Linked DNA regions of Homo sapiens: regions 2 and 3 are each linked to region 1. The links are chromatin contacts, found by Hi-C or POLR2A ChIA-PET in ENCODE. All regions are on one chromosome and are shown on one strand. The core of a region is the stretch at or near the end of the contact, and the rest is flanking DNA. Distances in the headings are between cores, read along the strand shown.

Region 1 (2,956 bases), core at 169-2,668:
GGGCAATAAAGCCTAAGGCAGGGGTGGGGTGGGACAGTCCTTACCTGGCCCACTCCACTGTTGACTTCGTCTTCTACACGCCGCTGCAGGCTTTCCAGCTGGTTCTTGAGAAATGCCAGGTCCTTAAGCTTAGGCAGAGAATCCTAGGACAAGCGAGAGGCTGGCTCCAGCAGTCTGACTAAGCCCCACCCCTTGCTCAATTCCATCAGAAGCTGGGAATTGGGAGGGGATGGGGTGAGCCAGAAAGACCTTTTCCTATAAAAGCTTCCTGAGATGGCAGTGGCAAAGAAAGACAAGCATTGAAAAGCACAGAATTCAAATGAGGGCCAGGAAGGGACTGACAGATGGGATCTGAACCAGTAACTTACATCAACCTTGACAAGAATTTTATATAGCAAGCAGTATGTAGGAAAGGCAGGAGGGACAGCTAGGGACCTTTAATTAGGTCCATCAGGAAACCACTACTGACTCCATTATGAGCTCCTTGAAAGTCGTGACCAGTCTGTCTTGGCTACTATGTTCTAGTGCCTGACATTTAGTAAATGTGTGGGTAATGCTGAGCTTCTAGACCAATGGTGAGTAATGGACCGAGGCAGTTTCCTGGACAATTTTATTGTCTTGGTTCCTGGATGGGCTTTACCTCTTTCTTCCCAAGGACATCCCAAACTGAATGTGAGTGACTGGATGTGACTGAGAATGACAAAAAAGACTGTCGGCAAGTGTGTAAGTAAATGGACTGAGTGATTTTGATCGCATATAAGTATGAAATTCAGAATGTATGCAAAGGAGTGTTTGAATGAGGGTGGTGTGAGTGTCCGTGTGATTGGAAACATCGTGTCACTGGGAAGAAAATTTCGGGAGCTAGGGAATGGGGTAAAGTGAGGAGTGTTTAAGGGTGAATGTTTTTGAGTCTGTGCTAGTAACGGGTTCGTGATGGTTCCCAGGAGGGGACATCTGGGGGATCCACGGCTCCTCCCGCCTCGCCGAATGCTCTCCCCACACCACTCCACACTGTTGAGGCAGTTGACAGGAGCCGCAGAAGAAACAAGGGACATCCTCACTCCTGAGCCGCTCCAGAGTCGCTTCTCCCCGGAACTAAAAAGGTCAAGGAGAGTGAAGACCACGCCCGGCTGCAGATCACCCCCACGGCCACTCACCTTGTCATCCGCCATCTTCCCCGCCGAACTTGTTGCGCAGGCGCATCCCCGCCTCCCTCGTGCCGACTGCCCCGGCCATCTTTACGGAGGGCGAAGGCACTTCCGGAGCATTTTTGGAAAGGGGGAGGTGCTTTCCTAGTGGCCAAGTACGCCTCTCTCAGATACTTCCACGTGACCCCCTCCCGTCGAGTCTCAGGCTGCGTGTGAGCGCACTCACGACCGGGGCGCGATGATCTCACTCGTGCGCGAGTGCGCGCGGCGCATGTTCGGCGTGTCGGTCTTCAGGCGCCTGATGAGTTCATAGTTGGGCGGTGGTGTCAGCGGTTTCGCTGGCGTTCGTGGGCCTCCCCCGGACCCACACACGGAAACACGCAACCATTCGGGGATCCAGACGCCCGTTTACACGCACCACCCCTGGGCGGGCTGTGCGGCTCAGGCCCTCCCCCGGGACCGGCCCGTGTCCCGCCCCGTGTCCCGCCCCGTATTTGTGCGGCGCCAGCTGGCCCCGCAGCCTGCGGCGCAGAGAGGCTGGGCTTGCAGGCGCAGTAGCTCCAGAGGTCGCGCTGGGCTGAGAGTGCGGGCCGGCAGAGGCTGGCGGGGAGCAGCCGGGGTTATGCTGGGCAAGGATTACATGCTGGCCATCATTCTGGTCAACTGCGATGGTGTGCACGGAGGGGCCCGGTGGGAAGACCAGGAGCTGAGGGAGGACGAGGGAATCCGAAAGGCTACTCTGGGGCTCAAAGACGGTGGGGGATACCTCTCTGTGTAGGGACCAGGGGGCGAATGAACCCGGTCTTTACATGTGATGTCTTCAAGATTGAGGAGCCTGGATCTTCAGCCTAAGAACTGACCCATTTTGGGGATGGAGAGGGGATTATGACAGCATGTTATTCTGAACTCACAAATCATATGCTCCCTCCTCTCTAATCCGGTGTTCCTGTAGATGACTTGTGGGGGGACCACAGTCTGGAGGTGGAGGCTGGCCTGCCTCCTGGCTGGAGGAAGATCCACGATGCTGCAGGTACTTACTACTGGCATGTACCCAGCGGTAGCACCCAGTGGCAGCGCCCAACCTGGGAACTAGGAGATGCAGAGGACCCAGGCACGGTAGGTAGAGTGTGAGGAGGAGGTCTGAGCCCATGTGTGGACCTAGGTCTGCTGTTAAACTGACTAACTCCCACTCTACAGGGAACGGAGGGGATCTGGGGACTGCGGCCCCCCAAAGGGAGATCCTTCTCCAGCCTGGAGAGTTCACTGGACCGGAGGTAACGGGTGGCCCAGGCAAAATGAAAGGCTTGGGGTTCCATGGTGTTCAAAAATGCAGCTGGACCCATGGTCTGCTTTCCAGCCCAGGTTCTGGATTCTGTCACATGTTTTGGGTTCTGTTACGTTCTTGGCTCTGTCCCAGGTTCTTAACTGTCAGTATTTTGAGTTTTATCCCTTGTTCTAAGCTCTTGTTTGTAGCTACATGTTTTTCATATTCTTGGTCCTAACCTATCATGTTCTAGACCTTGGCCATTAAGTCCTCTGTTCTAGGGTCTCTTGTCCCACTTTGGGGTTCTGGTCCACATATTGGACCCTGTTCTATTTTGTGACTTTTATTTTTTATTTTTTGAGATGGAGTCTCACTCTGTCATCCAGGCTGGAGTGCAGTGGCACGATCTTGGCTCACTGCAACCTCCGCCTCCCAGGTTCAAGTCATTCTCCTGCCTCAGCCTCCTGAGTAGCTGAAACTACAGGCACATGCCACCATGCCCAGCTAATGTTTGTATTTTTAGTAGATATGGGGTTTCACCATG
Region 2 (2,956 bases), core at 1-2,500, 2.4 Mb after region 1:
ACTTTCCGCCCCAGCCACTCCCCAGTTCCTTTACCTGCTGCTTGTCCTCTAGGGAGGTAGAGACGACAGAGCAGTCTGATAGCAGGTTCTTGCGTACCACAGACCCCAAATCTGCAGCTGTGGACTCAAACATGGGAGAAACTACGACATCGTCATCGGACAGCAAGCCCGCTGGCGGAGAAAGGATCCCTTGCGACATGACGGCAGGGGCAGCCTAGGTCTAAAAAGAGACCAAAAAGTGGGCAGGGAGAAGAACCTTTAGGGACAGAAGGGGCCGCGAATTTTAGGTAATAAGTCCCTTGCCCCAGGACACCGTGTCCCGCTTCCTACTTCTTTTCCCCTCCAATTATCGGCAAAGGGGAAGGGAATGAGAGAAGTTCACTTAATGAACAATTGAGAGAAGTTTGAGGCGGCATTTCTGAACGCGAACAGAAGTCCACAGACATCTGGCTCCAAAAGCAGAAGGCTACGCCTAAAGTAGGGCACCTCGCCCGCCGGTGCTGTGGAGGTGGTGTCAGGATCCCTCGGCTCCTTCTCTAACCTCACCCCAAGGACCACCGTGAGAACAGAGATGCAGCATTAAGAGAAAAACAGATGGCTGCAGCTCCGATTTCTTAAAGCCTATTCCGCGCGGGCAAGAGCTGGTAACCCGGGCTCCAGCACAGCCGCACACTCACCCGAAGACGTGCCACTTGCTCCTCCTGGGATACTGGCTTACTCACACCTAGTCGCCGAAGCTGGACTTTCGCAGCCGCAGAGCACAACTCCGCCCACGAGGTGCAGCTTTGTTACAGATACAATATTTTAAATTACGCGCTGCGTTCGTTCGGCCAATCAGATAGGGAAGCCTGCAGCTACCAATCCGCGTAAGGAAAGGGGGCGGGCCTGACTGGAATTCCAGTCGTTCGCTTCTGCTTGACCTCTGAGTTCTAATGTGGGTCCGGGTTACCAACTGTCGTGGATTCGCACTTATTTTGCCTGGGATTCTTCCAACTTAACCTTTTTCCTTGAACCTTAGACATTTCTTACCTAAGAGCCTAAAGGAAATCTTGAGGCTTCAGCAGCCAACTCCTGTCCTTCCTTAGCAACAATCTTAACAGGAGTGCACAGGGTAACTGGTTTAGGGTGCTTGCTTTGTCTTAAGGGGAAAAACGACATTTCCCAGGAGGCACCGCGAACCAACGCCGGTACACTATTTCCCAGAATTCCAGGGTTTCGGCCCTTCCAGACCGTCTCTCCTCAGGGTTGGAGACTTCGGGGCCAAGATGGCGACGGGAACGGGCAGTGAGTATCTGAGCAGGTTTTGCGTGAAAGGCCTTTGTAGATCCGAGGCTAGGCACCATATTTTTGTTACACGCTTAGGGAGTGGGAGAAGTGGGTTGCTTGAGAGCCCAGGGTTTTCAGAGACCTGCGCTCTACAGCATCGTGAAGACCAACGTTTGGGGGCCCAGAAATCTGGGGTCTTGTTTCTCAGGGAGAGAGCGGAGGTGTGAGAGAAGCAGCTTAGTGAATCCTAGTGTGTTAGGAACTCTGCGGGTTAACCGTAAAAGCACTCTAGAAACTTGGGCGTGCAGACGAAAAGATGTTATGAGCCAGACGGAGTAACCGGCACCTCAAAGAGCCATTCATTTTTTTGTCTGACGTTTGTGAGGCAGTGGAAGTGGGGTCTTTTAACCATGAGCTTTTCTTGCCACTCAGGAAATTGCATCTCGGGGATTTCAGCCATTTTTCTTTTTTTGGACTGAAAAGCTCTTTTACCCCCGACATTTGGAGTAGAGGATCTGAGAGAAGTAAACAAGTTTATGCTAAGAGGGAGGCGGGGTAGTAGGAGGGGCTGGCCGCTCGGGTTCCTGGGAAATAAGCCCTGAATAAGTTCAAACTGGAATAAAGTCCAGTATTCTTAAAACTGGGCTTTTAGGGAGAACTGCCTAATCTGACATTCCCTGTTTCTTAATAAAGCGGAGCTTCAAGCCATGGCGTTTTAAGAAATAAAATGTTAATAATTCACATGCAACGAATAGGTACCCCGGTCACTGGTGATATTTCACTTGGAGAGGTGAAAATCAAGATTTGGTTATAGTAGCTCACTTTGTCCTAACAAGTTGGGATGTTTTGTATTAGGCTTTTAGTCCTCTTTTTGGGGATTTTGGAGCTTAGCACTACAGTCTCAGTGGTTGTTTCCAAGGCTTTTTTTTTTTTCTCCCTTTCCCAGAACACAAGCTGCTAAGCACTGGCCCCACAGAGCCATGGTCCATCCGAGAGAAGCTATGTTTAGCATCTTCTGTCATGAGAAGTGGCGATCAAAATTGGTAAGGTATCTAGGATGTCAGCTTTTCTGGGTCTTAGAAATTGTTAGATACTCTTTCACATCGGTAGATTTCTATAGTTAATCATATTAAGCTGTAAGTAGACTTTCTTTTCTTTTTCTTCTTTTTTTGAGACTGAGTCTCCTTCTGTTGCCCAGGCTGGAGTGCAGTGGTGCGGACACGCCCAGCTAATTTTTGTATTTTTTAGTAGAGACAGAGTTTCGCCATGTTGGCCAGGCTGGTCTCGAACTCCTGACCTCAGGTGATCCCCCCACCTCGGCCTGCCAGAGTGCTGGGATTACAGGTGTGAGCCACTGCGCCTGGCCATGCCTGGCTAATTTTGTATTTTTAGTAGAGACGGGGTTTCACCATGTTGGCCACGATGGTCTCAATCTCCTGACCTCATGATCTGTCCGCCTCGGCCTCCCAAAGTGCTGGGATTACAGGCGTGAGCCACTGCCAGGCCTATTTTTTTTTTTTTTTTTTTGAGACAAGATTGCACTCTGTGGCCCAGGCTGGAGGGCAGTGGTGTGATCTTGGCTCACTGCAACCTCCATATCTCAGGCTCAAATGATCCTCCACCTCAGCCTCTTGAGTAGCTGGGACTACAGGTGCACACCACCATGCCCAGCTAATTTTTTTTATTTTTT
Region 3 (2,956 bases), core at 148-2,647, 2.2 Mb after region 1:
TTATTTTGAACATTTTTATTATGGAAATTTTCAAATATACATTGAAGTAAGAAGTATGGGGTAATACCTTACCACGCAAAGTATGGTCGTAGGACCAGCTACCTCACCATCAGCTGGGGGCTTGTTAGAAGGGCAGAATCTTGGGCCGCAACCGCAACCCAGACATCCCGAATCAGAATCTGCATTTAGCAGGTCCTCAGGTGGTTAGTGTGCAAATTAAACCTTGAGAAGCACAGATATGATGGACCCTCCTGCCCCCATCACTCAACAGTCAGGGTCAATCTTGTATCATCAATACCTTCCCCCAGCACAGGATTATTTAAAAGCAAATCCCTAACATTAGGAATGTCTTTTTGTTTGTTTCACTCTAATGCCCAGGCTGGAGTGCAGTGGCGCAACCTCTGTCTCCCGAGTTCAAGCAGTTCTCATGCCTCAGCCTCCCAAGTAGCTGGGATTACAGGTGTGTGCCACCACAACCGGCTAAATTTTGTATTTTTAGTAGAGACGGGGTTTCATCATGTTGGCCAGGCTGGTTTTGAACCCCTGACCTCATGTAATCTGCCCGCCTCGGCCTCCCAAAGTGCTGGGATTACAGGTGTGGGCCAACGCGTCCGGCCAATAATTTATAAATATCACCTCGTCAATGTTCAAATTTTCATTAATAACCAATCTTTGAGGTCCTCTGGATTGCGATAAGGATTATACCAAGATGATTTAATTCCTCCACTTTCCCTGCAACGGAATTTCTTTTTACCCACGTGAGCTAGAGTCTCTGAGATGCTGCACACTAAAAGAAACACCAAACAAAGCTCTTGGAAGGGGCTAATGCCTCTCAGCATAAACACACACACCCGTCTCGCCCCAACACTTGCCACGCCGGCAGCAAACGCTCCATCTCCCGTGGAAGGCCAGCAAAACTTAGAAGAAAACGTCCGCGAAAACGGCACGAGAAAGAAGCGAAGAAAATGAAACGCTTACAACACCCTCCACCCAAAATAATCTCTCCTAGTATTACCCTAGTGAATGGACATCACTAGTAAGGCGCGGTTTAAATCTCCCGGGGTTCGTGGGGCTGAGGGAACGAGGAAAACAGAAAGGGTGTGGAGATTGGTGAGAGGGAGAGCCAATGATGCGCCAGGCTCCCCGTGAGGCGGAGCTTACCCCGCAGCCTGCCTAACGCTGGTGGGCCAAACACTATCCTGCTCTGGCTATGGGGCGGGGCAAGTCTTACCATTTCCAGAGCAAGCACACGCCCCCAGGTGATCTGCGAGCCCAACGATAGGCCATGAGGCCCTGGGCGCGCGCGCGGAGATTGGCTGACGCAGCTTAGAGGCGAGCGGGGATAGGTTACTGGGCTGGCGGAAGGTTTGAATGGTCAACGCCTGCGGCTGTTGATATTCTTGCTCAGAGGCCGTAACTTTGGCCTTCTGCTCAGGGAAGACTCTGAGTCCGACGTTGGCCTACCCAGTCGGAAGGCAGAGCTGCAATCTAGTTAACTACCTCCTTTCCCCTAGATTTCCTTTCATTCTGCTCAAGTCTTCGCCTGTGTCCGATCCCTATCTACTTTCTCTCCTCTTGTAGGCAAGCCTCAGACTCCAGGCTTGAGGTAAGTCCGCAGCCGTCTCCGCCACGGAATCACGGAGACCCCATTGTCCCCCTTAGGGTCCAGTCGGGCCCCCACAGACAGAGGTTGGGAGGGCCGAATGGGGACTATCGCGAGTTACGAGACCCGGGTTCTTTCTAGTCAGGAGTCTCGAGCTGTGTGGCGTGGAACAAGTCAAAATCCTCTCTTCATTCCATCTTTAAGGTCCTAAGGTTGCCTCTCGTCGGTGAATTCAGGTTCTAACCTTAAGCCAGGCTGTGAATCACCCTTCGGGGTTGCCCCTCTTCCAGTGTTGATTCGCCTGGCTGGAAAGGGTGGAGGAGTTTAGGAAAGCTGAGGGAACTGTGATGTACCGATTTAGATGACGTTTTCCTCCTAGCTAGGTTTTGTTTTTCTCCTGGTGAGAATTCGAAGACCATGTCTACGGAACTCTTCTCATCCACAAGAGAGGAAGGAAGCTCTGGCTCAGGACCCAGTTTTAGGTCTAATCAAAGGAAAATGTTAAACCTGCTCCTGGAGAGAGACACTTCCTTTACCGTCTGTCCAGATGTCCCTAGAACTCCAGTGGGCAAATTTCTTGGTGATTCTGCAAACCTAAGCATTTTGTCTGGGTAAATATACTTTTATTTTTACACTGTATTGCCTTTGCTATTTCCAAACAGTTGGGTTTGTTTGTTGGTTTGTTTTCAATTATCCCGGCTCAAAGGTCAGGCTTTAAGTCTCAACTCTGCCCTTGACTGTGTAACCCTTTTGAGTCTCACCTTCTTTTCTGTGACAAGAAATAATCTCAGCCAGGCGAGGTGGCTCATGCCTGTAATCTCCGCACTTTGGGAGGCCAAGGAGGGCGGATCGCCTGAGTCTAGGAGTTCAAGACCAGCCTGGGCAACATGGCAAGACGCCGTCTCTACAAAAAATATTAAAAGTTAGCTGAGTGTGGTGGTGTGCACCTATAGTCCCAGCAACTCGGGAGGCTGAGGTGGGAGGATTGCTTGAGCCCGGGAGGTGGAGGCTGCAGTTAGCCAAGATCGCCTCACTGCACTTCAGCCTGGGAAACAGAGTGAGACTCTATCTCAAAAAGAAAAGAAAAGACAAAGAAATAATAATCGCTTCCTATCTTACTAGGATCTTGTGAGAATCAAATGATGTGATAACTGGGAAAAGTCTTTGAAAACCGCTGCATTACGAGTCGGTCACTTTATTAGTATTAATATTAGTGTTATTGCAGTTGTACTTTGAATTCTGATCATACCATGTCTCAACTAGCAAAGAGAAGTAGTACCTGAGAAAAACTAGGGACCCCAGGGAGAAATCAAGCCTGTGTTCATAGTGCTCAGGACCGGGAATGTGGAGTCA

Evidence for each region. A loop is a pair of places that touch in the nucleus more often than their neighbours do. ChIA-PET counts read pairs that join two places held with the same protein, here RNA polymerase II (POLR2A). Pooled maps may share reads with other maps.
Region 2: a map of CD4-positive, alpha-beta T cell shows a loop between it and region 1 (4-fold over the local background). The contact joins the promoter of BRD8 here to the promoter of APBB3 in region 1. A Hi-C loop is called at or near these places in 2 of 168 maps with a recorded cell type or tissue (CD4-positive, alpha-beta T cell and naive thymus-derived CD4-positive, alpha-beta T cell) and 6 of 50 pooled maps.
Region 3: a loop to region 1 is called in a pooled map, with 14 times the contacts of the local background. The contact joins the promoter of CDC25C here to the promoter of APBB3 in region 1. A Hi-C loop is called at or near these places in 1 of 37 single-sample maps with no recorded cell type and 9 of 50 pooled maps. POLR2A ChIA-PET finds 5 or more read pairs at or near these places in 1 of 52 experiments (activated naive CD8-positive, alpha-beta T cell).

What each region holds. Positions count from the first base shown.
Region 1 is chr5:140,563,060-140,566,015 of GRCh38, reverse strand. It overlaps APBB3 (amyloid beta precursor protein binding family B member 3), which reads left to right and starts at 1,418. Exons shown (of 13, transcript NM_133173.3): 1 at 1,418-1,819; 2 at 2,101-2,264; 3 at 2,346-2,422. The coding sequence starts at 1,771. SLC35A4 (solute carrier family 35 member A4) reads right to left here and starts at 1,188. Exons shown (of 3, transcript NM_080670.4): 1 at 1,158-1,188; 2 at 45-143. It overlaps LOC131768270 (SLC35A4 upstream open reading frame protein), which reads right to left and starts at 1,188. Exons shown (of 3, transcript NM_001394034.2): 1 at 1,158-1,188; 2 at 45-143. The coding sequence starts at 1,172. MIR6831 (microRNA 6831) reads left to right here and starts at 2,265; the gene lies at 2,265-2,345. RefSeq lists enhancers at 1,111-1,230, 986-1,592, 2,201-2,260 and a silencer at 1,551-1,730.
Region 2 is chr5:138,176,924-138,179,879 of GRCh38, reverse strand. BRD8 (bromodomain containing 8) reads left to right here and starts at 1,250. Exons shown (of 27, transcript NM_139199.2): 1 at 1,250-1,284; 2 at 2,213-2,309. The coding sequence starts at 1,266. KIF20A (kinesin family member 20A) reads right to left here and starts at 768. Exons shown (of 19, transcript NM_005733.3): 1 at 678-768; 2 at 35-220. The coding sequence starts at 199. RefSeq lists enhancers at 939-1,108, 1,249-1,298, 1,006-1,300.
Region 3 is chr5:138,330,245-138,333,200 of GRCh38, reverse strand. It overlaps CDC25C (cell division cycle 25C), which reads left to right and starts at 1,397. Exons shown (of 14, transcript NM_001790.5): 1 at 1,397-1,606; 2 at 1,983-2,214. The coding sequence starts at 2,021. It overlaps LOC100128966 (a long non-coding RNA gene), which reads right to left and starts at 1,096. Exons shown (of 4, transcript NR_146628.1): 1 at 1,016-1,096. RefSeq lists a silencer at 1,075-1,334 and enhancers at 1,385-1,434, 1,445-1,574, 1,286-2,239.